Linked DNA regions of Homo sapiens: region 1 is linked to region 2. Evidence: chromatin loops called from intact Hi-C (ENCODE). Cell type or tissue: left ventricle myocardium inferior. All regions are shown on one strand. Links, peaks and the distances in the headings refer to the core of each region. The heading gives the core; the rest is flanking DNA.

Region 1 (16,071 bases), core at 2,774-10,773, 350 kb before region 2:
GTGTTTTGAAAATCAAGCTGTCTCCTTGTCTCCAGGGCAGCCCCTGGTTTCTTGGGTGCCCACCTAATTTGTCTTCCTAATTTCTGGCTCAGGAGGAGAGTCACAAGTTTGTCTCTTGATACGAGGGATGCAGCATGGGAGCGCAAGGGTGGCTGGCTGGGGACATGTCCCAAGGCACTGGGGAGCCAGCCTCACTGATGAGTGCAGGACAAGGCAACAGCCATCCCTGCGGTCAGCAGTCGTGTGTCCCTGAAAGCTACCTACAGAGACACATAAGTCTCCTCCCCAGGCGTGGCAGCAGAGAGACAGAGGACGAAGGCGCCACGGACAGCTGTGTGAGCCCAGGCCCTTGAGCTTCTCCCTCATGTGTAAACCAGTGTTCTGTGAGTGCCCATCCCTACACAGTGCCTGCTGCAGAGCCTGCCCAAAGGCTCCCAGAGCCGCCCACCGCTCACCAGGTAGTTGTCCCCGTGCTTGGACTTGAGCATGCGCGTGACCTCCTGTAGGTTGTGCAGGTAGGACTCCTCAGAGCAGCCGGCAGGGAAGGACACAGCGATGATGCGCTCCGTGATGTAAGTGAGGTCCAGCCCATGGCCCTCCTCCATGGTGGGACTCAGGATGACGGGCCTGCGAGAGAGCAGTGGGCAGATCAGAAACAGGGTAAGGAGGCAGCAGACATTCATCCTCTAGGAAAAAGGTGAAGACGACGGACACTCATCCCCTGGGTGTTCACATCAGCACCTGGGCGGCCAGCTACGGGAATTTACAGTGTGTGCAGCCTCTGTGCTGTGTTCCCATAACAGCGGGCAGTGTGGGGAGGGGCACAAGATTGAATTTTCCTAGCAGGGCATGACGGGGTACCGCAAGCTGCGGTCAGGGAACGCACAGAGAGAAAGCAACTCAGAGCAGTGACGCATGGGCTCAAATGCAAAAGCACGAAGGCGGGAAGGACTCTTTGTGGTTACACTGGGAGCAGGAACAGGGTTCCAGGCGGGACTCCTGGAGTGGGAGCCTCAACCCTGCTCTGAGGTGTCAAGGTCGGCACGAGGGGGCACCGGGAGGGGGCCAGGAGGAAGCGGAGATGGTGTGAGCAGAAGCCAAACATCAGCAAGCAGCTCCTCGTGTCCGTATGCGGCATCCTGGGGGAGGTGCGGCCAAGGATGAGGCTGGTGAGGTGGCCAGCTATGGTCGTGGAGGACCCTGCAGGCCCAAGAAGGAGGCAGGACCTCACGTGGAGAGGGGACCAGCTGGGGCATAATCAAAGCGGCCTTTCATCTACTGAGTAGCAACTCAGCAGACTCCTATCAGAAGGCTAAGAGCTCCATGGGGCCCCGCTGGGACCCCACCCAGCTAGCCACAGGCCAGGTGGATGCAGGGTAGAATGTGGGGCTGGCCACCCAACCAGGTGCCCAGGTGGCCAGGGCAGGCCCCCAAGTGTGAGATGAAGACTGTGGAGGAGGGAAGAGGGAAGAGGGCAGAAATGGTCATGTCATGGCCAGCAGGCTGAGGACTTGGGCAGGACTGGCAGTGTGGAGTCAGGCACCCAATGTGACTGGAGACAAGGGCCTCCCACAGACCACAGATTCTCCACCAGCCCTGTGGGCCCCAGGGAGGCCTGAGCCCCTCCCAGGAGTGCTCCTAACATTATGGCTGAGGGTGGTATCCAGGAGGAGGTGGAAAAGGTTCCAGGGAGAGGGGATGGGGTTGAACCCAATCGGTGCCCCCATGAGGTAAAGCCAGAGGCATGGGTGCACGGGACGTGTCCTTAAGTCCCTCCAAAGTGCTGCCACCAGCTTTGGGGTTTTCATTTTTACTACTCCTATGTGTTTCTCTCTTTCTTTTAATTTTGGAAAAATTCAAAACCATATAAAATGGTTTTGCAAACCTCCATGTACCCACATCACCTAACTTCAAAATTACCAACACACAGCTAACCTCTGTCCATCAATATCTCCAGCAATCTCCTCCACCACTTTGATTGCTTTAAAGCAATCCCAGATACTATGTAATTTCATTTATAAATCTTGCAGAATTTATTTCTAAAAGATAAGGGCACTTTTTGATTAAAATGTCTACAATGCCATTATCACACCTCAAAAAGAAATAATAACATCAAACATCCAATACCATACATTTATTTTTATTTTTATTTATTTTTATTTTTTCGAGACAGAGTCTCGCTCTGTCGCCAGGCTGGAATGCAGTGGCGCAATCTCGGCTTACTGCAGTCTCTGCCTCCTGGGTTAAAGGGATTCTCCTGCCTCAGCCTCCCGAATAGCTGGGATTACAGGCATGCGCTATCACACCCAGCTAATTTTGTATTTTTAGTAGAGATGGGGTTTCACTGTGTTGGCCAGGATGGTCTCGATTTCCTGACCTTGTGGTCTCCCCACCTCAGCCTCCCAAAGTGCTGGGATTACAAGTGTGAGCCACTGTGCCCGGCCCATACATTTATTTTTTAAGGTTGATTTGTTCAAATCAGCATCCAAACAATTCCCAAGGATTTTGTTTTCTCTACCTTATTTATCAGACATGGATTTCATTCCAATTCAAATGTATTGAACACTGTTAGAACAGAAATAAAGCGCTTCCTACGGTCATGAGGATCCACAGTGAGTGCCTCTCCAGAAGATGCTGGCTCAGGGCCCCCCTCATCTGCTCTAAAGGGGCTCTTGCCAGCACACCCTGGAGTCTCCCCCAAAAGTGACACTTGCACAATCAGGCCTCAGCAGTGCAATTATTTATTCAAAGACAATCACAGGTGTTTCTACCACCTGGGCTTCTGACCCTGACACAGCATTTAGAAACGGACAGAAAACCTGGCCTGTATCACCTTTGATTGGCAATGTTTACAACCAAAGCAGAAATTATGATTTCTACAGAAGAAAATGATGCCATGCCCAAGTTTCCTCTGTAGAGAGCTGACCTACAGCCAGAGACACAGGAATGCATGACCCACACAGACACTCACCGCAGAGGTTTATCACGGCAGAGAGAACTGGACAGCGTGGAACTCCCTGGAGCCTGCAAATAACAAAACAAGGGTCATTTTGAAGTTTCCTTTCCTGCCAGTCTACATGACACAGACACCACTGAGAGGGAACAATGACAGCCGTTCCACAGTTTAATCATAAACAGCAAGTCAATCGTAACTACAAGCCCACCTTATCACCTCAGAAGGGTCTACACCATGTTGTGTGATTCAGCTCACCAGAGGACGCAGTGCCACTAACCAGCATCAGGACGGGCTTTCACAGGAGCCAGTGAGGCCACCCTCCAGTCAGGGCAAGGTAGGCATCGCTTGGCCTGCAAACAGTGCCCTGCCCTCCAACACAGGAGGTGCCAGATGACACCAGCGCTATGACTATCATGGCTGCTATTATTTACTTGAAAGAACCAATTAATGAGTGACTTTCAGGAATTCTCAGTCATACCTACTCTTTTTTAAAGAGCCTATTCAACAGGGAGAAAAGACTCGGGTTATAATTACTTTATAGTTATATAACTCTTCCTTGTGTGTAAGGGTTGTTATATACTATGGTGACAGAGATCTACTATTTCAGGAAAAATGCCCAGCAACTGTGTGAGTAAGAAGGCTCTTCAATATTTCAGAAGTGAGGAAATTGGGACTCAAAGAGGGAAGCGATCTTGTCAGATGGCAGAGGTGAATGGGGAAACCCAGACACCCACTACAGGGCTCCCTCAAAGTCTCTTTCTGCCCCAAGCCAGGTAATGCTGCACACAGGAGCCCAGAGACCCCCGAGTTGGGGGGACACAGAGCCTCCGGCACTCCTCCTGCTCCCCGATCAAAGCAGGCCCACAGACACCACCATCAGAGGCATCAACACCCCCGATCACACCTGGGATCCCACTCAGGCAGGTGCAGCTCACCTGGACTCCTTAGGCAAGAAATGAACAGAAAACAAATTCTATGTATATTTCGGAGACCAACAATACAGATGTTTTCCTGAAATCATACCAATGCAAAGCCTAGCGCCAATTCCAAAACCACAGAGATCATCGTCTCAGCCTCCCAAGACAGGGGCAGGATCTAGGGGCGTGCTCTTCAGTTCTACACCAAGGTGCCGGTGAGCTCAGCCCTGGGTCCACCTCCTCATTGTTTTTCCCGGGAAAGCCCCTTGGCCACTCCACTTCTTTGTCTCCTGCCTTTTGAAGTGAGAATAGTAACAGACAGGGCCAGTCTCATGGAGCTGTCCAGGGATTCACTGAGGTAATTCTGTCAATGGCTTGGAATCCAGCCTGGCACCGCATGGCCACTGCCCGTGCTGGGCAGACCTGGTCAAGTGAAGTCCCGTGGTCTCCAGACCCCGCCCACCCCTGACATCTGAGCTGCACCCCCTGCTCATCCCCTATGCCCACAAAGCTGCAGGAGGCTCCAAACATGTTCCTCTGATCTTCTCAAAGCCCTAACCCAAAGCCTTTCACAGCTCAGACTAGACAGCTACAAAACAGAAGACTACTCTTTTGCCTAGTAGAGCAGCAAAAATAAAAATCTTGAAAACATTTTTTAAAGTTTTGATGAAATATAAACAGATGCAAGATTTCAGAGGACAACTTGTCAGTGTGTATAAAAAGTATTTAGAATACGGCCGGGCACAGTGGCTCACACCTGTAATCCCAGCACTTTGAGAGGCCGAGGCGGGCAGATCACTTGAAGCCAGGAGTTCAAGACCACCCTGGCCAACATGGTGAAACCACGTCTCTACTAAAAATACAAAAATTAGCCTGCGTGGTGGCGCACACCTGTAATCCTAGCTACTCGGGAGGCTGAGGCACAAGAATCACTTGAACCTGGGAGGAGGAGGTTGCAGTGAGCCAAGATCGTGCCACTGCACTCCAGCCTGGGCAACAGAGCAAGACTCTGTCCCAAACAAATAAACAACAAAAAAAAAGTATTTAGAATACAATCCCAGAGTAAACTGAATGCACTAAAATGAAGTCTCCGAAAAGGTAAGGAAATGATACATCAAAAACCCGTTTAGGTTAATTCATACAATCTGTACATGTAACACTCAAATTCAAGCAGCTCAGATGCAATCCTAATAGAGCCAATCTCATTATGGGGAAACTCAGCTTAACCAGGGTCCCATTTAATTCAAAAAAGTATTCAATAAGCCAACATCTCAGGGGAGAACAGCAAGGAGTTTGATCGACCATGGTCCTGGGTCTTACATGAACCCACCAGGATCTGACTATATGTGTCCCACATCTTCACCAGACCACGCATCCAAAATACAGTGACTCCCATTGCAATGCCATGCTGGAGTACACTGGCCCAGTTCCTACAAGTGGGCTGTCGCTTCAGACCCTATGTCACGCTTATCATTTGACCGTGAAAGACTGGCACGCAACTTAACATATAAACAGCATTATATAACTCATGGGGCAAAACTATTTAACTCTCACATGACACATCATTCCAAGATGACAACCACACAAATACGTGACTGCTCACTGCCGGCACCAACGTGATGGGGTAGGAGTGTCACCGTCCCTCAGGCGGGGCCCTGACGGCAGGAGGGAAGGAGGGAAGGGTCCCAGAAGGCATGAGGACTCTGCTGTCCCTGACGGAACCCAGGGCCCATTTCCTCAGCTGCAGAGTGAGAAGGGCAGGTCAGACAGACCCACGGGATCTTCTCAATCCAATAGTCTCTGAATCCAATTCAGCATTATAGGCCTCGATACAGTAACTCCAATGTTCAAACCCCGAAACCATACAAATTGCAACCACTGCCAAAAAAACAAACAAAAAAAACCTTTTAAACCAATAGTTATATAATTTCTAAGGTCAAGGCCAATGGAGGAAACTGTAATCTGTGCTATCACCACAGGGAGGCCCCAGCACCTGAGCTGGTGAAAAGTCAGAAAGTGTTGAATTGCACAAAGTTGCTTACATGAAGTGTTCGGAAATGCAGGGTTCCTGTAAAGTGTCCCAGCATTGCCCAGAGACACCCCTTCCTTAACCTCTGTATTGGGAAGAGGGGCAGGAAGGAGGAATTCAGCCCGTCCCCCAACATACCCAATTTTCTATGTAAGTCTACATCCACTTAAAATCGAGGCGAGAAACCCAGCACAGCTCAGGGCCACCCTCCAAAAACACAGACAGCTTGACACCCACTCAAATCCCCAGCCCCAGACCCGCATCTGTCCACCTCATGCCTCCAGATGTGCAAACACAGGTCTGGCCACCTCCAAGGCATGTGGTGCTCAGCAGCTTCCATAGCACAACCCTGAAGAGCATTGCACGGAGCCCAGCAGAAACCCCAGTAAGCAGACATCACCACCCCTATGTTACATGTTACAGGTTGGTAACATAGGGATGGTGATGAGGAAATGAGGATTTGGTGGGCGGACGTGTTGGAATCCCACAGTTAAGCTGCAGTAGCACCTTCTGACACCAAAACTCTGTTCTCCTTCCATCTCCTGGCTTTCAGGTGGTCCACACCCTCTCCTGCACAGGCTGCCCCTGAATCACATGAACATCAGTGAGGATAAAAGACTCTTGCTTGGGGGAGCTGTTCTAGCCCCGTGCCAAAAAGGGCAGAGAAACTATGGCCCTTCCATCACTTCCAAGTCAGCGTCTGAGATCTCATGTGACTAAAATCCCCCTGAATCATTCAGGGGTTAAATCTGGAACCAAGTAGAGGACATGCCTATGACAGGTCCCCCTGACACACTGGGGTAGAACCCCCTCAGCTGCTTTGACTTGGACTAAAATGAGAACCAGGCCCCATACTGAACTGGAACTGCCGCCAAGAGTTTCTGAAATACTGTGCTTGTCAAGAGGAGACTCAGGGATACAATGTCACTGTAAGTCTTTATTTGAAAGTAAACAATACACCTACACTTGGGTTGCACAAATCTAAACCCTGTGTGTGCACCATAATGCATTTCATGACTGAAGGATGACTGAGAAACTAACTTGCTATAGGTTATATTAAACCTGGCTCCTGAGAAACCCGAAATCCTAACCTCATATAAGGTTTAAAAAACTCTCTCTACTTGTAGGCACCAGTCCTGCAAATCTGTGTTGCAAACTCACTCTCTAGGTGTTTTTTTCTTTTGTTTTGTTTTGTTTTGAGATAGAGTCTTGCTGTTGCACAGGCTGGAGTGCAGTGGCACGATCTCAGCTCACTGCAAGCTCCACCTCCCAGGTTCATGCCATTCTCCTGCCTCAGCCTCCCAAGTAGCTGGGACTACAGGTGCCTGCTACCATGCCCAGCTAATTTTTTTGTATTTTTAATAGAGGCAAGGTTCCACTCTCTAGGTGTTTTGAAAAGAGAGCTGCCTGCTCACGTCCTCAGAAGCCTTCCCAAGCTGTGGTTTCCTTGTGGACCCTATCGCCAATGTCAATCAAATCCAAGCCCTTAGTGATTAGAGTTTCCATGAGATAGAAACACAAGTTGCTTCTTTTGTTCTCTTGTTTTCCAGGGTGAAAAAACCCAGACAGCAAAGCCTCCCACCCAGCCTCTGCCCAGCCCATGCCTCCCTCACCTGTGTCCCTGTTGGCATGCTCTTATCACAGCCTTCAACACCCAAATAAGAGAAAGAGAAAAGGGAGGCCCAGGTAGAATCTGTGGTTAAGGTTAAACCTGCAAAAGGTAAGCCTGCAAAGACCGCCCTGTTCCAGGCTGCCTTTTTTTTTTTTTTTTTTTTTTTTTGAGTCTCACTGTCGCCCAGGCTGGAGTGCAGTGGCATGATCACGGCTGACTGCAGCCTCTCAGTGACTTCTCGGGCTCAGATCATCCTCCCACCTCATCCTCTCAAGTAGCTGGGACTACATGCATGTACCACCAAATACGGCTAATTTTTGTTTTTTTTTTGTAGAGATGGGGGTCTCGCCATGTTGTCCAGGCTGCTCTGACGCTCAAGCAATCCACTGGCCTCGGTCTCCCAGAGTGCTGGGATCACAGGCATGAGCTTCCGTGCCCGGCCAGACTGCTCTTTAGAAGCATTTTCCTTCTACAGGTCCTGGAGCTCATCCTGGCCACGTGACAAACTGGCCCCATGGGCTCAATGAGGTCAATGAGGTCACTAAACTCCCTTTCTCTTCCGGTAAAATGACAGCTGTGGATCAAACACTTGGAGGTCATCCCAGTCCTGGACTCCCTGAGTCAGTGAGTGAAAAGTGAGGAGAGGCATTCCTCAGATAAAAAATTAGATGCACTGCCTGGAGGGTCATTCTGGTTCCACATATGTTTGTTTGTTTGTTTGTTTGTTTGTTTGTTTGTTTGTTTTTGAGATGGAGTCTTGCTCTGTTGCCCAGGACAGAGCACTTCCTAGTGTGTCACAGCAGTGGGCGAGAGCAGACTAAGCGGCAGGAAGGCAAAAACACCTCTTTTGGGAGAAAGTAGCCTAGCCTTATGGCAAAGCACACAGGCTCCACATCAGGCAGTCTGGGTCCAAGTTAAGGGTCCACCGCTTGGCACCTGCAGCCTCAGGAAAGGTCCTCCACTCGCCTAGGCCTCATCTCCCTCCTCTTTCCAGGACTGTGCGCTCATGTCCCGACCTCACCTTGGAGTTAGCAATCCACGCATGGCACACTAGGGCAAACCTGCTTTTCACAGTGGCCCTATGGCACATGGTCCTGCAGTGACCCTACAGTTCTCAGTCCCGCTGTGCCCTCCTGCAGGGCGCCATCCTGCAGTGCGCTATCCTAGCACACCCTAGGCTTCACCCTAAAGACCCTACCCTAAAGCCTCATCCCATCCCACAGCGCCCCACCCCACCACGCGCCATTTGCCAAGACCAGCGGACAACTCTAGAACATGTGATGATGCTCGCTCTAGTATCTCTATGAGAACCATGCTTTCCACTGTGAACTGCGGCTTCTTGCTCAGGAGGACAGCCCTGATCAGAAGGAAGACCTGAGCTTCAAAGAGTCTTTCTGCACATCTGGGAGCAGAACAAGGGAAGAGCCAAGCACATCCACCTAAAGAAGGCAGAGAAGACAGCAGGAGGCTGGGGGCCCTGGCAGAAGGAGGGGAGGCTGTGGACTGCTGGGACTGAAAGGGCCACTGGAGATTCCCCAAGGCCACTGCCAAAGCACATTTCCAGAGCAGCCATCCCTGGAGCTGCTCCCTTGGCTGTCACATCAACACCATGGCCACCACCCGGGCAGGAGTAAGCACACTCACCAGAAAGCCAGCAGCCTCCTCTGCACTCACCCATGTGGGGCATGCAGAGGGGGAGCACAGGGAGGAGGGAAGAGTGAAAGACACAGGCCCCATTCCCTCTGCAACAAAACTTCCTTGAAGTCCACGACGTCCCAGGGAGACATGGGATCCTCCCCAGGTGGGGTGGGATCCCAGCTGGTTTGATGTTCCTCTCCACAGCTGAGGATCTGGGAGCCCCCACCTGACAGGAAGGTTAATTTCGAGACAAGCTTGTAATCAATGAGAGCCCAACTCTGGTGGGAATTCGATTTTTTTTTTTTTTTTTTTTTGAGACAGAGTCTCACTCTGCCACCCAGGCTGGAATGGAGTGGCACGATCTCGGCTCACTGCAACCTCTGCCTCCTGGGTTCAAGCGATTGTCCTGCTTCAGCCTCCCGAGTAGCTAGGATTATAAGCACCCACCAACACACCTGGCTAATTTTTGTATTTTTAGTAGAGACAGGGCTTCACCATGTTGGCCAGGCTGCTCTCGAACTCCTGACCTCAGGCAATCCACCCACCTCGGCTTCCAATGCTGGGATTGCAGGCGTAAGCCACCGCTCCCAGCCAGAATTTGGTTCTTTTTTAACCTATGTCCTTCGACTGCTTGTTTGAACAAATCAACAGTTTCCAAAACCTCACAGTATAGTAATGAAATCTGAAATCAGACAGACCTGGGTGTGAGTCCCACACCACCTGCCAGCTGCAGAATCTTGGGCCAGGGCACTCATGAGCCTCAGTGACCCCATCTGTGGAGCGGGACAATGATGTCTCCCTTGTGAGACTGTTCACAGAATAAAGACAAAAATGTCCAATGCCTGCCTGAGACTAACAAGCCAGCCTTGCTCACTGCAGATTGTCCCTGAGCCTTGCACTGTATGTTGCCGATACATCCAGTTAAACTGTACAGAATCTCTACTGCCCAGGGAAGTCACTGCTCGACGTTCAGCACTGTGCGCCTGGCACGGGTGCGTATCCTGCAGGTGGAAGGCAGTGTGAAGAGTAGAGTCAGCTGCAGCAAACCAAGCCTATGTCGTGCAATTAATGCTAGTGCGGCATTTCAAATGGAGCATCCTTCACTGACGTCCCATTGCCATGGGGTGAAAGGCAGGTGCTCAGCCTGGTCCTCAGAGCCCTGGGTGAGCCAGCCCCTGCCTCCTCATGTGCCTCCCTCACTCCCTGTCCCTACCTTACCTGCTGTGCTTCCTCCTGCCCCAGGTTCTTTGCACATACCACACAGTTTAGAATGCTCCTCATTCATGTATCCCAGCTTTACCTGGTTAACTCCTGTGATTTCTCAAGCACTTGGCTCAGATGGCAACTTCCAGCAAAGCATAATCTGATCTCCCTACCCGACCTGAGTCATATGTTCCTTTCTACTTTGGTCTCCTTTTTGTTTTGTTTTTGTTTGTTTGTTTGAGACAGGGTCTCACTCTGTTGCCCAGGCTGGAGTGCAGTGGGGTGATCTTGGCTCACTGCAACCTCCATCTGCCGGGTTCAAGTGATTCTCCTGCCTCAGCCTCCAGTAGTTGGGATTACAGGCGCCCGCCACCACACCCGGCTAATTTTTGTATTTTTAGTAGAGATGGGGTTTCACCATGTTGGCCAGGCTGGTCTTGAACTCCTGACCTCAGGTGATATGCCCGCCTCGGCCTCCCAAAGTGTTAGGATTACAGGCGTGAGCCACCACGCCCAGCCCTGGTCTACTTTACTGTGCCGACCACAACTGCAAGAAAACAACTAACTGTGAATTCTCGTCTGAGCTCTACAGCCCCCTCCCATGCGGATCCAGCAGAGGCACTGGCAGTCTAGCTCCCAGAGGTATCTCTAGCCTCTGGGGCCGCACTCTGCACACAATAGCCACCCAGCACAGCAGTCTGTAGAATGAAGAAAGGAAGAAACGAACCACTAATCCCAAAGTGGCTGTGGAGTCATCTGGCCATCTGAAGAGGCATGAGGATGCTGTTATTAGATTTCAATAACAGACAGCTAGTTAGCTTTAGTTTTGGGTTAACAAAAATAAATGTACCCATTGACTTTAACAGGCTTATCTAAAAGAAGAATAGGATGAAAAGCAGTGACATCTGCTCCTTCCCAAGGTCATAACATGGAATAACTGGGGCCTATTTAGGAAGACAGTGCCCACAGAATAGCAATGTGGTTAAGCATCAGCTTGACAGCTCGGTAAAAGCTAACAGTGTGACTTGGATACACATGACTATAAACTGTGGATTTTTCTCACCCACTGAGCTGACCTCAGTACCCTGTGCCTACTCAAGTACTGAAAACGGTAATACACATTTTTTAAGTGTTTTCTCACATAATTCCCCAAGACTACCCTTTAAGAAGCAGTCCCCTTAGCATCTCTGCCTCCCTAAGACCCAAGACCCTGGAGCAGAGGTGACCATCCCTCTTCCCAGGGGGGCTCTGACCACTGGCAGAAAGCAGGTCTCCACTATCTGCCAGGCCTCTAGCTACAGCCCAGGCTGGCCAAAGAAGCAGTAACTAGCACTGGCCCTCACTCCTGCTTACCCAGGGGCCAATATGGGTGCAGGGCAGTGCCAGGATAGGTTAAACATGGCACCCCGTTCCCTGCCTCTCCTTGTCCTCACTGGCTTTTGGTGAAGAGGAAAGAAAAGAAGCCCTTGGCAGGGCATGGTGGCTCACACCTGTAATCCCAGCACTTTGGGAGGCCAAGGCAGGGGATCACAAGGTCAGGAGTTCAAGACCAGCCTGGCCAACGTGATGAAACCCCGTCTCTACTAAAAATACAAAAATTAGCCAGGTGTGGTGGCAGGTGCCTGTAAACCCAGCTACTTGGGTGACTGAGGCAGGAGGATTGTTTGAACCCAGGAGGTGGAGGTTGCAGTGAGCCAAGATCATGTCATTGCACTCCAGCCTGAGACGCTGTCTAAAAAATAAGAAAAAGCAGCCCTTTTATGGACGTCATGTTAGGAATCCCAGCAAGGCCTAAGCCTGCAAAGAGAATATCAGCTCCCCTGGGTGTCCCCAGGGCCTGTGCGCTGCTCCTAGCAGCCTGACCAGCCCTGAAAACTAGCAGTGTAAACAGCTCTGTAAAAAGAAACAAAAGGCCAGGCACAGTGGCTCACGTCTGTAATCCCAGCATTTTGGGAGGTGGAGGCAAATGGATCACTTGAGGCCAGGAGTTCGAGACCAACCTGGCCAACATGGCGAAATCCTGTCTCTACTAAAAATACAAAAAATTAGCCGGGCGTGGTGGTATGTGGCTGTAGTCCCAGGTACTCCAGAGGCTAAGGCAGGAAAATCGCTCAAACCCAGGAGGTGGAGATTGCAGTGAGCCGAGATGGTGCCACTGCACTCCAGCCTGGGCAACAGAGCGAGACTCCATCTCCAATAAATAAATAAATCAAAAGAAACAAAAGCCACGGATAAATCCACAAGGAAGCAGGACTATGAACAGCCCGGTGACGAGAGACACAGATCACAGCTGCCGGGCCATGTGTGAGGTGAGGACAATTAAACAGGTTGGGCTGAGACACCTCTGCACATTCTGTTTTTGTTTCACCAAGCAAATGGAGAAGAAATAAATGTAAAATCTTTTTCAAAGGCAACAACCTGAACAACATTCAGCTGGCAAATTTCAAGGCATTTATTTGTTCATCCTTCATTGATTCCTCCACCACCCAGCACATACGACTTGGGGGTTCAGCACACACTCTTTGTAATACTAATGCCTGGGTAGGCAGCCAGCTCTACTGCTCGAGTAAGCCGTCTGATCTTGGGAATTTACTTGCCCTCTGTGTGACTCAGTTTTCTCATCTGGAAAAGGGAGACAGAAACAGCATTCTTGGAAGGATTAAATAAGGAAACATAAACATAGGGCTTAGAACAGTGCCTGGCCAGTAATAAGTGCCAAAGAAATATTAGCTACTTATTCCATCATCTTATTTCTGTGTCAGGCCTCTGTGAGGCCCTGGAAATGCACTTTATCCACAAGTTATTAGGATCCCCCTTAGATCACAAAACCAGCTGTGACCACAATGCCCATTTAACAGTAGGAGAAACAATGCTCAGAGAGGGTAAGTGATTTTCCCAAAGCCACACAGTTAATAAGACATTTTTTTCCCTTCCAGAACAAGAATACCAGGAACCAATTAATTGTCAGGATTGCCCAACTTGATTTTCTGCTTAATGCTTTTAAACATAAGCAGCAATCGTTAAGAACTGCCAGAGAAAGTACACCCCATGGAGGGTGGGAAACTAAAATAAAGTCATCTTGTCATTTTACCTTCATGTTCAACTATGAGAAACAACAGACTAAGATTGTATCTCTATTTATTTGTAACGAAATAGTCACAGGATCCTGCCTCCCTGGCCAGGAGCTCAGGCTGGTTTGGAACCATATGGAAGGAGGCAGCTCAGGAAGACTGGCAGCAGGGAGAGGTAAGCAACACTCAGGGAGGACACAGAGATGTCAGCATTTCCAAAGAAGTCGGAAGCTCCCCTTTGCTCTTCTCACAAATAAGTTTCCCAAGAAGGGGCAGATGGGGCGGATGGTTCTTAGGACACAAGGTCCCACCGAACATCTGCAGCATTGAAGTGAAAGGGGAAAAATGACTTGGAAATGCCCCTTCACTGCAAAGCAGCCAGTACCGGAGGCCACAGAGGAGGGTGGCCAGGGACAGACAAAGTGCCCAGTGCCAGCCCAGCCGAGAGGCGGCACGTGGGGAGTTGGGAACTTACTGTGCTGGGCCTGGGCAGGGACCACCGGCCAGGGCTGCTTTTCCCTTCCAGAAACAGCTCCTCCTACGTTTCGCTCCTTCCCCTGCTTTAGTCAAGCACACCCCTCTTCGTGTTAATGTCTCGGCAGCTCTGGGCATAAAGGAGGCAGCTGGAATAGCCCACCAGGTGGGAGAGCCTGGTGAGTGTGGGAGTCCCCAGAACCACAGCCAGGAGCAGCTGGCAGGTGTGCCCGGCCCCACGGTGAGCACGCAGGCATGGAGCTCACAGGACAATGTCCGCCCGGGGCTGAGGGCCAGCCTGCCGAGGGCCAGCCTGCCAAGGGCCTGAGGGACAGGAACAAGAACAGCGCTCTCCGGGAGAGCCTTCTGACCAGGAAGCTGAGTGGCTGTGCCTTCCTGGGGACTAGCCACTAGGGAGAACCGCCTCTCAAAAGTTCCCCCAGGAAAAACAAAACCTACTTCGAGCTGCTGGGAGGGCAGGTTACTCACCTCTGTATCCCAGGTAACAGATGCCTGATGCCCACTGGCCTTCCTCCCTCCCTCTTTCCTTCCTCTCCCCCAACCCCATTCTCTCCTTTACCACTTCCTTCCTTAGTTCATTTTTGCTCCACTTCATTCCAAATAGAATTTGAGATGACTCATCGAATGAATTCAACATAACTAAATAAAATTTTTAAAATAAAAACCAAACCAATAAACAAGCACAAAAACAGGGTTAAAGACAAGAGTGGCCAGGCCAGAGAGAAGGAAAGGTATGCAGCGAAACCTCAGTTATGGGAATGAGGCACCAGACGGTTCTGAGTTACAAAACGGGAGATGGAGGCCGGATACACGGCAGATCTTGGTGACATAGAGTCCCGGACCTGCCCGAGGCGGGTTTATTTCCTCACTTAGCACTCAGAGCTAAGAGGAAGGGTGGCCAGCCCGGGCCACATCGTGTCCTCAGCTGTTAGACTCACCCAGGCAGCTGTTTAAACTGATCTCACTGATCTCATGACTACATGGTCAGTCACGTCCCTTTAACTGACAGGGAGATTTGTGTGTGCTTTTTTGTAACATCTTACATGCACTTACATTCTTTTATTTTTATCACTTATTTCATAACGAAAACATTTCTTCACATAGAAAAGTGGACCAAGGGAGGGGAGGTGGGGAGGGCCTCATTGGGCCCCCAGCATAACCCTATCAGTGGGCAGGGTGTTCTGGGGGCGCCCATTCCACTGGAAACCACGTGGTGTCTCCTTCCAGGCTGAACACAAACAGGGGGCCCCAGTTTATAACTAGCCAGGGGTGCACTGCTCAGACCAGGCTCAGCTCCACAAGGCAGCCTGCGCTTCCTGCCACCTGCCCACCATTTGGCAGGGGCAGACACAGCAGTGACGGCAGGGGGTCAAAATAGGACCACCTGTCCCTTTACTGGCCACAGTCATCAGACCCGGAGACACTAAACAGGACTTTAACTCCTCCGAGCATTGGTTTCCACCTCTGTGAAACTAGCTGACAACACCACCAGCCTCCCAGGATCTCTGTGGGGACTAAGAAGATGCCTCAAGGCACCAAGCCCAAGCCAGCAGCACTCATCATCAGCCCTGGGGGAGAGAGGAGGGTTGCATGTGTTGTTTCCAGTCCAACTCCCGCATTTTACAATGGAGGAAAGGCCATGGGGAGGGGCTGCTCTGGGGGGGCAACAGCTGGGCAGGGTGTGGCACCCTGAGGACAGGCCAGTTTATTCCTTACTTCATGGTGACAGAAAACAGGCCGAGCCCTAGAGAGCCAGCTCTCTCAAAGTACCCCCAATGGGAGTGTCCTCAACTGCAGGCAGCGGCCAGCCAGGCAGAGCCAGGCAGGGGGCTCCCATCCATAGGCGAGCAAGTTAGCAAGGGCGGCCTGGGAGGGAAGTGCCTTCTCTAGAAGGTGACAACATTGTTAATGAGCCCGTGTTAATGTCAGTCATCTCCGGAGTCTGAAAGTGCCCTGCAGCAGGTGGGAGGGGTTATGTATGCTGAGTCCACTCTGGAGTATGCCCTGCAGAGCTGCGTTCTGTCCTGTTAGATGTCCCACCCAAACTCACACAGATCCCCCTGCAGAGAGCCTGGAAACCAGCCCCTCAGGGCACAGCACAGGCATCCCAAGGACAGCCCCACCAAACCCCCAGCATACAGATACCTGGT
Region 2 (16,071 bases), core at 4,451-12,450:
TAATTCAGAAGTACTCAGCTACCCTTTCCAGAGCCACCTATTAGCATTTTCCCATGCTTGCTTTATTAGTTGCCCTTTTCTATCCATATACATCACCCACCACTTCTTTTTGCTCAATAACCAGTTCACTAAATATTTACTGAGTGCTGGTCTCTGTGGAAGCCACAGTGGTGGAGAGAAAGTCATGAGAACTCAGCTAGCAAGGGCAGAACCAGGATGTGAGAGCAGGTGAGAATGATCATTTTTAGTTAAGTCTAGGAATATACTGGTCCTTAACATGCTGAATGAAGTCTGGGAACTATGGGGTGCATTCTTCCTGAGCATACCTCATTTGAACTTGATGTTTGCATCCTTACCGACCCCTCTCGGCTTCACATGAAGAAACACATCATAACATAGGTCCAAGTGGATACAAAAGTTGCTCAGGTTTTTGTCCATAATTTTGAGATTTGTACTTTCCAAGTTCCAGGAATATAATGTTTTCTGAGTGGACATAGTTCACTTTCAAGTCAATGTTGTTCATCTTTGGATCCCCAGCCTCTAGAATTGTGCCTGGCACAAAAATACTTGAGGAATGCATGAAACGTGAAAGTGTTAATAGTCTCTATTAAAGCTATAGACAGCACTTACAGCATGCAGACACGAACTCCTTTAACTCCTTTACCTCTCTCAGTGGTCTCATGGGAGAGGCTCTACTACTGTCCTCCTTTTACAGAGTAGGATGTAAAGACACCAAGAAGTTAAGTCGCTTTCCTACAGTCACCCAGCCAGTAGTTAAAACTGAATCACTCCACAGTTGCTCAACCCTCAGACCTGCCTGACCTCCATGTTTATCAGCAGGAGTTGGGGCATCTCTAGGGCATCATACTTTCTGCATGTTCAGGCCGAGTTGATATTTCTTTCTTTTTTTTTTTTTTTGAGACAGAGTCTCACTCTGTCGCCCAGGCTGGAGTGCAGTGGTGCAATCTCGGCTCACTGCAACCTCTGCCTCCCGGGTTCAAGCAATTCTCCTGCCTCAGCCTCCTGAGTAGCTGGGATTATAGGCGCCCATCACCACAGCCGGCTAATTTTTGTATTTTTAGGAGGCACGGGGTTTCACTACGTTGACCAAGCTGGTCTCGAACTCCTTACCTCAAGTGATCCACCTGCCTCGGCCTCCCAAAGTTCTGGAATTACAGGTGTGAGGCACCATGCCTGGCCAATATTTCATTTTAAAAAGCCCCTTCTAGCCTGTTTCTTCCTCAAGGATTCAAACTTAGTGTTCAGATACATTGCATCATCTGTTAGAAAATACCAAAGTCAATGAAGATTCAGTAAGTTTACAGAACCTAACTATAACTACAAAAACTTCTAGATTTGAGGGAACTCAGTAAATTTCTTTGACAGTCACCTGTGACGGGGGCTACGTAAACGCATTGGGAAAAGCTAAGTATTCTAAATCTTCTCATTATTTTACAAACTGGCAAGTTAAAGGAAGAAGCTGAGAGAAAATTCACCCTCTTGATGGCTTCCTGCTCCTAAGTAACACTGACCAGCAGAGTTCAGAGCACAAACCTTGCTGAAAAGAGTGGCTGTGGACTGTGGCACGCCAGTCTTCACAGATTGTGTTGGGGACCCCAAATGTGAAAGGGAATGCAGATTTTCCACAGTTATAAAAACCATCTCACCTTCCTCCTGGCAGGTAGGTGCTAAGGAATTACACTGAAAAAAATAAAGGCAAAAATCCTCTAGGAGAGACTCTGTGCCCTGAGGTCAGGCGCTCCCCTCTGGATGTTCCTGCCTTACGCAATGGTATTCACAAAAGCAAATCAAGAGGAAAATATGTGGAGGAAAAACCCTTCTGACATCTCTAAATTGCATCCACTGACTAGTGGCCTAGCCAGCTCCTGCAAAGTGGTGAGTCATCGCAGTAGAGAAGAGGCCCGAGCAAGGAGCAGGGCAAGAGCTCGGAGGTCCTTCTGCCCAATCAGCAGCAGCCCCCGGCTGGGAGGTCTCTTCGGGGTCCAAGGCTACATAGCTGAGAGGCCACAGAGTGCCAAGAACCGTTAAGGGGGCCGAGCTGGCAAGGGGGAGAAGGTGGGGGCTGGCAACTCACCGCATTTTGTTGCCATGAGTCACTTTAAAAATACAAAGAACAATATGATTTGTAGGTGGTTATTGATAGCTCCAGGCATCCAATCCTTCTAGTTTATAAAGATACAAATCTTAATTATTAATGGTTAAGATGAAGAAACAAATAAATGCCTTGAAGTTAGGAAATTCAAACGAATTGTTTCCTCAGATCCCCTCACACAAAAAAGGGTCTGTTCTGTAAAGTCCAGCTTGCTTGGCCTATTCCAAGACCAATGACATTCCTGGTTCTTTCCCAGGGAGGCCAGCTAAACTCATGTTGCAGAAACTTGAGTTCTGCAGGCAGAAACCCACCTGGGAGCCAGGTGAGAGAGACCCACCCTTGGCAGCATTAACTTTTTGCCAAACATACTTTTGATAAATACCTCATAAAGTGATAGTCCAGAAAGCGTTGTGTTTTCCTGTGGAATGAAACCAAAGTTATGATTGCATTGTTGCTGAAAACGTCCCACTCATACACAAGAAAAGTAAGTCATAAGGGCAAAGACAGCACCTACAAGCCTCCACCATCATTTGAGGGAAATTCTTTTCTCAGCCATAGGAAATTAGTATAGATTACTATGTGTTGTAACTGTATAAGGACTCACAATAGTGTGTGTTGTGTATATAAAGGACTGCTCAACCATATTATAAATTTAAAGTTCTTGCTAGTTATATGAGCTATAAAATATATAAACAAATTAAGCGGGTTTAAAGGAAAGAGATGAGCCATACGCCTTTAAAATGCTGTGGTGGGACTTTGTTTTCATTTGCTTTTTGAGACAGGTTTTCACTCTGTTTCCCAGGCTGGAGTGCAGTGGCATAATCATGGCTCACTGCAGCCTTGACCTCCTGAGCTCAAGTGATCCTCCCACCTCAGCCTTCCAAGTAGCTGGGACTAGAGGTGTGTGCCACCACACCTGGCTAATTTTGTATTTTTTGTACAGACAAGATCTCATCATGTTGCCCAGACTGGTCGCGAACTCCTGGGCTCAAGTGATCCTCTAGCCTCGGACTCCTAAAGTGCTTGTATTGTAGGCGGGAGCCACTGTGTCCGGCCTGTTGTAGGACTTTTGAACTGACAATCTTTTTGTCCTTAACCTTAGTAGTAAAGGCTCTGATGTTGTATTATTAAATATAATACTGACATTTAACTTGAGCTATATTCCTATTTTTTTTAAAAATATCGATTTCATTTTTATTAAGAATATGTTTTAATACTTAGGAATGAATGTTGAATTTTATCAAATGCAGCCATGGAAAAAATAAAATGATAGCTTCCTCCCTGTTTGGTGAAGGTTATTAATATATTCTTTTTTTATTTATTATTTCATTTATTTTTATTTTATTCATATATTTTTATTTTATTTATTCTATTGCCCAGGCTGGAAATGCAGTGGTGCGATCTCTGCTCACTGCAACCTCCACCTTCCAGGTTCAAGAGATTCTCGTGCCTCAGCCTCCTGAGTAGTGGGGATTACAGGTGTGCACCATGCCGGGTTAATTTTTGTTGGCCAGGCTGGTCTCAAACTCCTGGCCTCAAGTGATCCACCTGCCTTGGCCTCCCAAAGTGCTGGGATTACAGGTGTGAGCCACCACACCCAGCCCAGTTATATATATATATATATTTTTTTTTTTTAATTTTAATTTTAATTTTTTTTTTGAGATGGAGTTTCTTTCTGTTGCCTAGGCTGGAGTGCAGTGGTGCAATCTCGGCTCACAGCAATCTCCGCCTCCCAGGTTCAAGCCATTCTCCTGCCTCAGCCTTCCAAGTAGCTGGGAATACAGGTGCCCGCCACCACACCCGGCTAATTTGTTTTGTATTTTTAGTAGAGATGGGTTTTCACCGTGTGAGCCAGGATGGTCTCGATCTCCTGACCTCATGATCCGCCCACCTTGGCCTCCCGAAGTGCTGGGATTTCAGGTGTAAGCCACCGTGCTTGGCCTATTAATAAATTTTTAATATTAAAACATTTGTATCCTGATTTAATACTCATATGATCATGGGATATAATTTTCTTAATCTGCTGCTGGATTCTATTTGTTAATGTTTTATTTAGATTTTTGGTATCAAAAATCAATAAGACTGACATGTAGTTTTATTTTTAATTTGGAATATTTTTGTCCAGTTTTTAGATCAATAAATTGCTTGTTTCATAAAAACACATTCGGAAGCTTTTCTTCTGTCTCTGCTGTGGCACAGTTTGAAGGTCGTTCTGGACTTACATGCTTCTTAATAGTTTGGTGTATTTTCTCTGTGAAACCATCTGGGACTGGTGCTTTTGGAGGGATAGAACTTCAAATACTGTTTCAGATTTCTGTCTCTACTCAAGTCAGTTTGTTGCATAATAAACAATGATAACTGTTCTCTCCTTCCAAAATTTTATAATTTATTTAATTTCCTAAAGGTTATTTTCTGTTTCTCATTTTTATTTTGTATATGAATTGTACTCACTTTGTTCATCATATTTAGATACATTAGCCAATAATTTGTCAATTTAATTGTTCGTAAAAAGATTCATCTCTTGGATTACTTCATTTTGCTGTTGATTTCATTAAATTATACTTTCATTCTTTCAACTTCTTTCCTTCTGTTTTGCTTAGTGTGTGTGTCTGTGTGTATATTTGTGTGTGTTGTGAATTTTTCCTATTTGAGCTGAACACACACTTAGTTTACTTTTATTTGTTGTTGCTCCACTTTATATACCATGGGATTTCGTCTGTCAGTGCTTTCTGCTAAGCACTAATTAGCAGTATATATTGTCCTTTGTTTTAATCCCATCATTCAAAAATAACAATATATACCTTATGGTTTAAATATAAATACATACAATTATCTTTCTTCTAAAATTTTCAATTAAATTCTTTCATTTTTATGTTACAAATATAGTAAATACTATCCATTTTTTCTCCTCTGTATAAATCCTCTATTTTATTTTATTTATTATTTATTTTTGAGGCAGAGTCTCACTCTGTTGCCCAGGCTGGAGTGCAGTGGTGTGATCTCGGCTCACCGCAACCTCTGCCTCCCAGGTTCAAGCAATTCTCTTGCCTCAGCCTCCCGAGTAGCTGGGACTACAGCCGCGTGCCATGACGCCCAGCTAATTTTTTTGTATTTTTAGTAGAGACGGAGTTTCACTGTGTTAGCCAGGATGGTCTCGATCTCCTGACCTTGTGATCCGCCCACCTAGGCCTCCCGAAGTGCTATGATTACGGGCGTGAGCCACTGCGCCTGACCCAATTTTATTTTATTTTTTACAAAATTGGTCATTATATTTTCTTTTCTTAAAAATTATGTTTTTCCTATCATTTGCCCAATTTTCATATGCACATTTAAACAGTTTTTTATGATTAAAACAATAATAATAATTGCTAAATAAATAATTTTTTTTTTTTTGAGATGGAGTCTCATTCTGTCACCCAGGCTGGAGGTGCAGTGGCACAATCTCGGCTCACTGCAAGCTCTACCTCCTGGGTTCACGCTATTCTCCTGCCTCAGCCTCCCGAGTAGCTGGGACTACAGGCGCCCGCCACCATACTCGGCTAATTTTTTTGTATTTTTAGTAGAGACAGGGTTTCACTGTGTTAGCCAGGATGGTCTTGATCTCCTGACCTCGTGATCCGCCCACCTCGGCCTCCCAAAGTGCTGGGATTACAGGCGTGAGTCACCGCACCGGGCCATAACTTAAATAATTTTAACTCACTTGGAGATGACTTGATTTTCAGGGGTAGGAGGTATCTAGGTGTCAGTAGGATTATCTTTTTTTAAGTCCAGCGACTTTATTAGTGTGTGTTTTATTTTTTATTTTTATTTTTTCTGTTTTCTGTTTTTTTTTTTGAGACGTGGTCTCACTCTGTCACCTAGGCTGGATCACCCCTCACTGCAGCTTCTACCTCCTGGACCCCAGTAATCTTTCCGTCTCAGCCTCCTGAGTAACTGGGACCACAGGTTTTGTTTTTTTCTTTGGAGAGATAGGGCTTCACTATATTGCTCAGGCTGGTCTTGAACTCCTGGGCTCAAGTGATCCTCCTGCCTTGGCCTCCCAGATGCTGGGATTATAGGCATGAGCCACTACACCCACCCATGTTCTAGTTTTAATAGATGTGAATCCATTTCTTCCCTGGGACACAGTTCTTTTTTAAATATATAGGTGTATATCTCTTTTCCAGTAAAGTCTTTTAAAATTATATTTTAAAATATTTTTTTCTGTTCAAATTTTCTGGGCTTTTTTAGGGGAGACACTAATTATAGATACCCTTTCCGTGTCTTACGCACATTCTTCCTGGTCTGATTTCCATGTGTATTACTTTTCCTAAAATCAATTTTAACTTTTTTTCTCTTGCAGAATTTTCCCAAATATGTCATCCATATAGTTTATTCTCTTTTCTGTGAATCTATTTGCTTTATTTTTTTCTTTTCCATTTCTTTCCTCAACTCTGTTAATTCACTGTCTTTTTATTTCATCTTGGAGTTCTTTCATCTTGGCTTCAAACTGTCATTTCAAAGAGACATTTTTTTTTTTTTTTCATTAACTTAACCTTTGTGTGGAGAACATCTCGGTTACAATTTTTACCTGTTGATGGCAATTGTTTTCAAAGTTATACCCTTCATCTTCACTTTTGGTCATTTTTACATACTGCTTTTTCCTGAAGCAGATTTGCATAGATGCAATAATTATTTGCTTTTATTATTTCTACTCCTCTCTACATGTGGAAGTTCAACTTTTCATAAACGGTGTTCTTCCCTGGGTTGTTGTGAATTAGGGCCCGGGAAGGGCTGGGGCAGAGAGCTTATAGCAGGTACTTCATGTTCTCCTCTGCCTTCAGAGAGCTCCTTCATTGCCACTCAGTCATGTGAACATGACAGCTCTGGGCCAGCAGAGTATCTCTCTGGATCTCAGGGAAGTTACCACTGGAAGCTATTTATCTTTGGGGCATGGCACTCATCCTTCTTTTTCACTGTGTACCTGGCACATGGTGTGTCTATTGGTGTTGATTTTTCTATAGTTTGCAAGTAGTGTGACTCTAGGTCTGTGAACCACCAATAGTTCCTCCCCTAGGCAGCCACATCAACAAACAGCTTCCTACAAAGACGGCTTCCTGCACGTTTTGTCCTTCAGTCCTATGTCCCAGGAACTCTGTGGCATTAGGTCTCAGGGAGATTCCTTAAACTCTTTAGTGCTCTATAATCTATTCGTCCAAACCAGGGGCCTTTGTTGGCTCCTCCAGATACACTGTCTAACTTGGAGAATTCTGTGTGCTCTTGGAAATGGTAGCATCCTTTCTCCTTTTGGTCTAAGTTTTACTGTTCTTGGCATCCATTCTTGAGATTACTGGTCACATTCTGGGCCATAGATTTCTGGGTTTTTTTTTGTTTCTGGGAAGATCGAGTTTCCATTTCTGTTTCTCAGTCTCCTTGTTGATTTCAGTTGTAATCAGAAATAAGGGGCAGACAGATACTTATGCTACCATTTTCAACTGGAAGTCACATCATGGACTTTAAATTTTTAAGTGGTTCTTTAGTTCTGGCCAGAGCATATCTTATCAGCAGTATGATATCTAAAGAATATTTATGCAAATGGACCTTATAATTTGGAAAAACAACTATTCCAAAACTCCTTTAGAACTTAAATTGCTATGAAGAAAATTGACATAAATAATTTTGCATGGTCTTACCTCAGCAGCTTGGTAACTAGAAATGTCCACTAAGGGACTCTCTTCTGTCCTTGCCTCCCCTGTGTTGTTGGATGTTTTTTCCAGAAGGGGGAGTTGTAGGCTGTCGGACAAACCATTAATCTTCATCAGAAGTTCGTCTAACAGATTTGCAAATTCATCCAAGTAGTAATTCTGAAGGGAAGAAAATTAGATTAGTAAATGCATTCAAGAATCTCATTATCCCCCTTTCCTCATTATGTGAAGCATTTAGGGGTATCATCTGTAGACAGTATTGGGCTATGTTAGGAAACATACTGACTCTGCCTGCAGTTAGAAGACCTGGGTGCTGGGCCTACTCTTACATCTCTATATCTCAGTTGCTTCAATAATAATGTACGTATACAGATATACATGTAAATGCTACAGTTAATAATGCCTACATAAAAAAAACTATTGAATGGATTTAAAGGCAGTAATGCATCATGCTGCTATGGGAAAATAAGGTCATTCTTTCATCCCTTCGATTAATAAATCTTTATTGAGCACTATTAAAAAAATAAGGCAATAATGGATGGGGAAGCACATGACAGAGAATAAAGCCCTATCAAAATGTACAGTACCGTGATTACATATGACTGCCTTCAGAACCTTACTGGATGATGCTTAAATATCACCTGATATGGTTTGGTTGTGTCCCCATTCAAATCTCAACTTGAATTGTATCTCCCAGAATTCCTGTGTTGTGGGAGGGACCTGGGGGGAGGTAATTGAATCATGGGGGCTGGTCTTTCCCGTGCTATTCTTGTGATAGTGAATAAGATCTCATGAGATCTGATGGCTTATCAGGTGTTTCCGCTTTTGCATCTTGCTCATTTTTCTCTTGCCACTGCCACGTAAGATGTGCCTTTCACCTCTCGCCATGATTCTGAGGCCTCCCCAGCCATGTGGAACTGTAAGTCCAATTAAATATCTTTTTGTCCCCAGTTTCAGTTATATCTTTATCAGCAGCTTGAAAATGAACTAAAACAGTAAATTGGTACCAGTAGAGTGGGGTGTTGCTGAAAAGATACCCAAAAATGTGAAAGTGACTTTGGAACTTGATAACAGGCAGAGGTTGGAACAGTTTGGAGGGCTCAGAAGAAGACAGGAAAATGTGGGAAAGTTTGGAACCTCCTAGAGACTTGTGGAATGACTCTGACAAAAATGCTGATAGTGATATGAAAAATAAAGTCCAGGCTGAGGTGGTCTCAGATGGAGATAAGGAACTTGTTGGGAACTGGAGCAAAGGTGACTCCTGTTATGTTTTAGCAAGAGACTGGCAGCATTTTGCCCCACCCTAGAGATTTGTGGAACTTAGAACTTGAGAGAGATGATTTTTAGGGTATCTGGCAGAAGAAATTTCTAAGCAGCAAAGCATTCAAAAGGTGACTTGGGTGCTGTTAAAAGCATTCCGTTTTAAATGGGAAATGGAACATAAAAGTTAAAGAAATTTGCAGCCTGACAATGCAGTGGAAAAGAAAAACTCATTTTCTGGGGAGAAGTTCAAGCCAGCTGCAGAAATTTGCATAAGTAGCAAGCAGCCTAATGTTAATCCCCAAGGCCATGGGGAAAATGTCGCCAAGTCATGTCAGAGACCTTCACAGCAGCCTCTCCCATCATAGGCCTGGATGCCAAGGAGGAATAAGTGGTTTAGTGGACTGGGCCCAGGTTCCCCGTGCTGTGTGCAGCCTAGAGACTTGGTGCCCTGTGTCCCAGTTGCTCCAGCCATGGCCGAAAGGGGCCATTGTACAACTTGGGCTGGGGCTTCAGAGAGTGGAACCCCCAAGCCTTGGCAGCTTCCATGTGGTATTGAGCCTATGGGTGCACAGAAGTCAAGAATTGAGGTTTAGGAACCTCAGCCTAGATTTCAGAAGATGTATGGAAATGCCTGGATACCCAGGCAAAAGTTTTCTGCAGGGGCGGGGCCCTTATGGAGAACTGCTAGGGCAGTGTGGAAGGGACCTAGTGGAGCTGTGAGAAGAGGGCCACCATCCTCCAGACTCCAGAATGGTGGATCCTCTGACAACTTGCACTGTGCACCTGGAAAAGCCACAGACACTCAATGCCAGCCCATGAAAGCAGCCAGGAAGGAGGCTGTACCCTGCAAAGCTACAGGGGCAGAGCTGCCCAAGACCATGGGAACCCACCTCTGGCATCAGCATCACCTACATGTGAGCCCTGGAATCAAAGGAGATCATTTTGGAGCTTTAAAATTTGATTGACCTGTTGGATTTTGGACTGGTATGGGGCCTGTAACCCCTTGGTTTTGGCCAATTTCTCCCATTTGGAACAGTTGTATTTACCCAATCCCTGTACCCCCATTGTATCTAGGAAGTAACTAACTTATTTTTTATTTTACAGGCTCATAGGTGGAAGGGACTTGCCTTGTCTCAGATGACACTTTGGACTGTGGACTTTTGGGTTAATGCTAAAATGAGTTAAGACTTTGGGGGACTTTTGGGAAGGCATAATTGGTTTTGAAATGTGAGGACATGAGATTTGGAGGGGGCCAGGAGCAGAATGATATTGTTTGGCTGTGTCCCTATTCAAATCTCAACTAGAATTATATCTCCCAGAATTCCCACATGTTGTGGGAGGGACCTAGTGGGAGGTAATTGAATCATAGGGGCTGGTCTTTCTCATGCTATTCTTGTGATAGTGAAGAAGTCTCACAAGATCTGATCATTTATAATGGGTTTCCACTTTTGCATCTGGATCATTTTTCTCTTGCCACCACCATGTAAGAAGTGCCTTTCACCTCCCACCATGAACCTGAGGCCTCCCAAGTCATGTGGAAATGTAAGTCCAATTAAACTTCTTTTTGTTCCCAGTTTTGGGTATGTCTTTATCAGCAGTATGAAAACAAACTAATATATCAGCCATGAAGAAAGTGAGTATTCAGTGTGCAAACGCCTGGTTTGATTTGTTTACATGCATGTCTGGGGTGACTGAACTCAAGTAATGCACCTAAGGCTCTATGTTTTGGATAGAAGTTTGGGTTTGATAGCAGGCACCAAAAGCAAATGACTAACTCAGGGGACAGAATACAGCATGTCTGTGTCCTGGGGAAGACCATAAACTCTGTCTTTCCAACTGTACAGGTCACTATAAGGATATAGTGAGTTAAGGCAGGAGAATGTGCTTGGTAATCTGTAAAGTGTTTTAGAATTGCACGGGAAAATTCCATGAGTTCCACTATGATTGAGACTAATTTTGTGGCTTTGCAAGGAGATTTGGCATGGAAACATACTCATGCTTTGATAACTGAAAGCAAAATTCTGCAATGAAACCATCATCTTGAGTGTGTGCTATCATGCTCAGTAATCCAAGATCTCACAGCTTACGTGATTCTCAACCATCTCAGCCTCTTCCAACTTTGGTGTTTCCAGTCTCAGAAAGGTGAGGACCTTTTCCCACATATAAGCAGTGACATCTTTAAGTCTCACAAAAGATTTACTTTGAAAAGATTTTCTTTTTTGGGGTAAAGTCATGAGAAAACCTCTCAGCTAGGAAAAAGAAAAAAATAAAGACAAATTTCATGTTAGCAGCCTAAATAAAGAGCTTTGTTAACGTGATAAACTATGCAATGGAGATTATATCTGATGATGCTACTTTACGAGCTTTTGGTAAAATAGTGATTTCTTGGTGAAAAAAAGCAAAATCAGGAAAATACCTCTCCTGAATTGAACTAAATGGCAGTAAGATGATCTCAGCAATGGAAATTCATTGTATTATAAAGGTTGTTTTCAGTATCTAACTTTGGAGACTGAGATTATCAACGCGATGTGCATGCCCATATGTAAAGTCTGTGTCTCAGTTTCAGTGTCCCCTGGTGAACCATTCTGAGCTGTGGGTGAGCCTCAGGAGAGAGGCCTGTGCCTGTGCCTGGGAGACCAGAAAGGGTCTTGGGCTCAGCAAGTTGTTGTGCCCTCAACATGTGCTCTATAAGCCTCCAGGTGGTTTATTTCTTCACTGCAGGCTGTAAGCTGTTAGCTCAAAAGCCTACTGGTAACAAACTCGAATTTTTACACATCCAATTGTTTAAAAAATAACCCAAACAGGGCTGGGCGCAGTGGCTCATGCCTGTAATCCCAGCACTTTGGGAGGCCAAGGCAGGCGGATCATGAGGTCAGGAGATTGAAACCATCCTGGCTAACATGGTGAAACCCTGTCTCTCCTAAATTACAAAAAAAAAAAAAAAAAAAATTAGCTGGGTGTGGTGGTGGGCACCTGTAGTCCCAGCTACTCGGGAGGCTGAGGCAGAAGAATGGCGTGAATCCGGGAGGCGGAGCTTGCAGTGAGCAGAGATTGCGCCACTGCACTCCAGCCTGGGCGACAGAGCAAGACTCCGTCTCAAAAAAAAAAAAAAAAACACCCAAACAAACATTTTAGCCATTTAGAGCCTGTCAGCTTTACACACCCTGCAAAACCTCAGGGGACAGCTGTTACCCACTGATAATGTTATAAGGCCCCAAGCTGCTGCTGGCTTCAGGAGCTTTCTGACCCAGAGCCTCCCCTCCATGCTGCTAAGCAGCATCGTCTAAGGGGTAAGCTCTCTCTCTGCTGCCCCTCTCCCCTGAGATCGCCCTTGCTCTTCTTCCTTTTTGGATGGTTCTTGGCCCCTACGCTGTAAACCTGTGGACAGTTTCATAGCATGAAGTATGAGGGAGTTCCCCCACATGGAAACACTTCAAAACATTACCCAGATAAAGCTTGTGTGTGTTATCATCTCTTGTGGTCATATGTTTGTTCTTGATTGGTCCCCAAATCCCTCGAACCCCTCACAAAATTTCAGAACTCTGCAAAGATGCTCAGGAGCCTGAAAGGGTAGGCCATTGGTGTGTAGGTCTGAGGCCTCCTGGATTTACCAGCAACACACCCATGGCAGACAGCAAGACCTGACTCTTCCACCCAGAGACCTCAATGCAATATTGCCTGCCTGTCTCAGAAGATAGCATCCAGGTGCCTAAGCACGACATTCAAGGCCCTCCATTCCTGACTCCAACCATCCTTTTCAACATAATGCCCACTTGACCCAGAACTCCAGCATGGCCCTCCCTGCATGCCCCCTGTCTAAAATGCTGCTCTCAGCAGTCATCACCATGAGTGGAACTGCTCATCAAGGCTCACTCTCCTGTTGTATGAAGATTTCCTGGTCTCCCTAGGAAGAATAAATGAGTCTCTGATCTAAGTTTCTTGCTCTTTGAGGACACTTCTAGTTAGGCTTTAAAATTGCCTATCATTGTGTAGGATCTGTATGCTGAGAACTATAAAACAGTGATGAAAAAAATCAAAGAGTATCTAAATAAATGGAGAGAAATACAGAATTCTAGGATCAAAAAAGCTTAATATTATTAGGATGCCAATTCCCCCCAAATTTGATTTATAATTCCACAGCAAGTTCAATCAAAACACCAACATGATTTTTTAAAAAGATAGTAACAAGATGATTCTAAAACATATTGAAAGGCAAAAGAGCTAGAACACCTACAGTCAAAACAGAACAAAGCTGGAGGACTCATCCATGCTACTTTAAGATTTGCCACAGAGTGAAAAAGACCTCATGGGATTGGCTAAAGGAAAGATCAATGGAGTAGAATAGAGAACCCAGATATAGATCCACACAGATACAGTCAATTGCTTTTTGACAAAGTTGTAAAGCCAATTCAATGGAGTAAATATTCTTCAAAAAAATTGTGCTGGAAAAATTGGATATTCATTTATAAAAAACAGGAACTCTGTTCCATACCTCACATCTTACATTAAAATTAGCTTAAAACAGATGATTAACCTAAATGTAAAACATAGAACTATAAAAATTCTAGAAGAAAGGCCACGTGCAGTGGCTCACGTCTGTAATCCCAGCACTTTGGGAGGCTGAGGCGGGAGGATCACGAGGTCAGGAGTTCGAGACCAGCCTTACCAACATGACGAAACCCTGTCTCTACTAAAAATACAAAATTAGCTGGGTGTGGTGGCACACGCCTGTAATCCCAGCTACTCAGGAGACTGAGGCAGGAGAATCACTTGAACCTGGGAGACAGAGGTTGCAGTGATCTGAGATCACGCCACTGCACTCCAGCCTGGGCGACAGAGTGAGACTCTGTCTCAAAAAAAAAAAACAAAAAAACCAAAAACAAAGAAACAAAAAAAATTCTAGAAGAAAATAATAGGAGAAAATATGTGACCTTGGGTTTGGCAATTCATTTGAGCCAGGACACCAACAGCAAAATCCATAAAAGAAAACATTGAAAAACTGGCCTTTATCAAAATTTACAACTTCTGCTCTGTAGAGATGCTGTTAAGAGAATAAAAGGAGAAGCTACAGATTTACAAATCACATATCCAATTTAAAAACTGTATTCAAAATATAAAAATTGCCACAATTATTTGTATATGCCAGTCTTCCCCTATGGACTGTGAGCTCCCTGAGGCAGGAAGCAGTTATTATCTTTGTTTCGCCATTGCCTGAATATAATGGGCATTCTTTAGTTTTTTGTTGAATGAGTGAGTGCATGAATGAACAAATGAGTGGATTGATGGATGGATGGGTGGGTGGATAGGTGGACAGGTAACTAGTTTGGTGAGTAGGTGTGTGGATGGGTGATCGATGGATTTATGCATTCATGGATGAGCAAGAGTAGGGAGCTAGGATCATTGATAAAAGCAAAGGACTCGGGCCTGAGTGTTGTCAAGGTGTGAACATGAGCAATCACTTTTAGTTTCCCTCTAGCTACTAAACTAGAATACCAGTAGACTTTTAAGGACTGCAGAGAATTTTTATCCACTTACAAAGCTTGAATATTAAATTTACTGAACTTGCAGTGGGCTCTACAATGTGTCAGGAACTACTACCCTAGAAGGCAGGCACACCAATATGCCTGCTAGGAATGTGGCTAGAGTTCAAAAGCAGACAAAAACCAATAGCACAAGACAATGGGTGCAATGAGGAGGCATGCTCAGAGCCTTTGGGGGTCCAGGGGAGAATCGGTGCTGGGAGAGCTTCTAGAGGGAACACCACATTGACCCTGTCTTAGAACTTAACGCTGAACGAGTCACAGTGGAGGGATCCGAGGGAAGGCATGTTCAGTAAGTGTGGACAGCATGCCTATAGGCTTAGTCAAGCACAGAGCAGGGGTCCCAACCCTGAGCCTTCCATAGGAACACCTGTAGGGCCTTCTGGAAATAGAAGTGATGAGTCCCACCCTTGTGATGTGGGCATAGCAATCCTGGGTCTGGCTGGGCAGAGCAGGTCGGAGCCTCGGCAGGGAGGGGTAAAATATAAGACACTCAGTAACATTTTAATTTCAGGTCAACAACAAATAACTTTTAACATAAATATGTCTGAACTGCTGCAGGGGGCTTACTAATACTGAAAACTTTTCCATTGTTTACTGAAACTTAACTGTAACTGGGTTCCAGTTTTATTTGCTAAATCTGTTGACCCCAAGTCCAGGCAATAGGACAAGACCATGGGGGAGACTCTTCTTCCACTGAAGGAGTTTAAGCCATGTATGACATGACTAGATTTGCCAGTGGCAGGTCAGTAGGAGGGCGTGAAACAGGGAGCCATTCCTCCTTCAGCCGCTAGCCTGGAGAACACGTCCAGTGGAGGTGGCTGATGGGAGTGCAACTCTGATAAGATGGAAAGACTGAGAAAAGGCAACAGATACCCCTGAGGCAGTGTGAGATTGCAGATGAAGTTCACAGTAAGAAATGATGTGATTCAGTGCAGAGTGAGGGGGGCCAGGGAAGCTTCCTGGAGGAAGTGGCACCCTGGGGTGGCTGCTCTCGTGCTGGACTATTCTAGAGTAAGGGAGAGTCAAACCAACTGTGTTTGACGGACCTGACCTCCCAGGGCAGGTGAGCTGGACGGCAGGGATTCATTACCATGAGATCTGGCCTGTGTTGCCTGGCCCTGTCCACATGGACCAGAGTTTCACCCCAACAGCAAATGAAACTTTTACAAACCATAACTTGAAAGTTGGGGATGTGTTTACTTACCATTCCAAAACACAGTGTGGCAGAGACTATTAAAAGGATCCCAAAGTAACAAGCCATGGCCCGCTGGTCAGACTTGGAAAGGCCAAGGAGGCAGTCTTTTTGGCTTCTTCTGGGAAAATGAAACAGCAGCCCGGGGAAGGCGTCTGTGAAGGTGCCAGGTGGTAGAACCCACATAGAGAGCAGAAATCGGTGCAGGTGGGAGAGGGCGGCCAGCATCAGTGCCCCCACCAGCTGCAGAAAGAAAATCCAGAGAGCACTGACCTT

Evidence for each region. Hi-C counts contacts between places; a loop is a spot of excess contacts. Peaks named below come from ENCODE experiments on the same cell type or tissue, not always from the same donor. Only the 100,000 strongest peaks of a DNase experiment are listed, where the experiment ranks them.
Region 1: it touches region 2 in a loop (2.7-fold over the local background); 4 of 110 quality-filtered maps call a loop at or near these places.

The regions. Positions count from the first base shown.
Region 1 is chr7:47,439,032-47,455,102 of GRCh38, forward strand. TNS3 (tensin 3) reads right to left here. Exons shown (of 31, transcript NM_022748.12): 5 at 2,972-3,024; 6 at 456-627. The coding sequence starts at 605. Among named protein-coding and RNA genes, the nearest start is that of SNORD151, 18 kb to the right of the region's middle. RefSeq lists an enhancer at 8,319-8,819. In left ventricle myocardium inferior, for the core only: a CTCF peak has its summit at 5,854; no DNase peak of the experiment used is centred there; H3K27ac peaks cover 3,494 bases.
Region 2 is chr7:47,784,842-47,800,912 of GRCh38, forward strand. PKD1L1 (polycystin 1 like 1, transient receptor potential channel interacting) reads right to left here. Exons shown (of 57, transcript NM_138295.5): 54 at 15,808-16,038; 55 at 11,148-11,309; 56 at 7,786-7,956. It overlaps PKD1L1-AS1 (PKD1L1 antisense RNA 1), which reads left to right and starts at 10,450. Exons shown (of 4, transcript NR_161269.1): 1 at 10,450-10,602. RefSeq lists a silencer at 1,870-2,164. In left ventricle myocardium inferior, for the core only: a CTCF peak has its summit at 7,854 (motif pointing right); no DNase peak of the experiment used is centred there.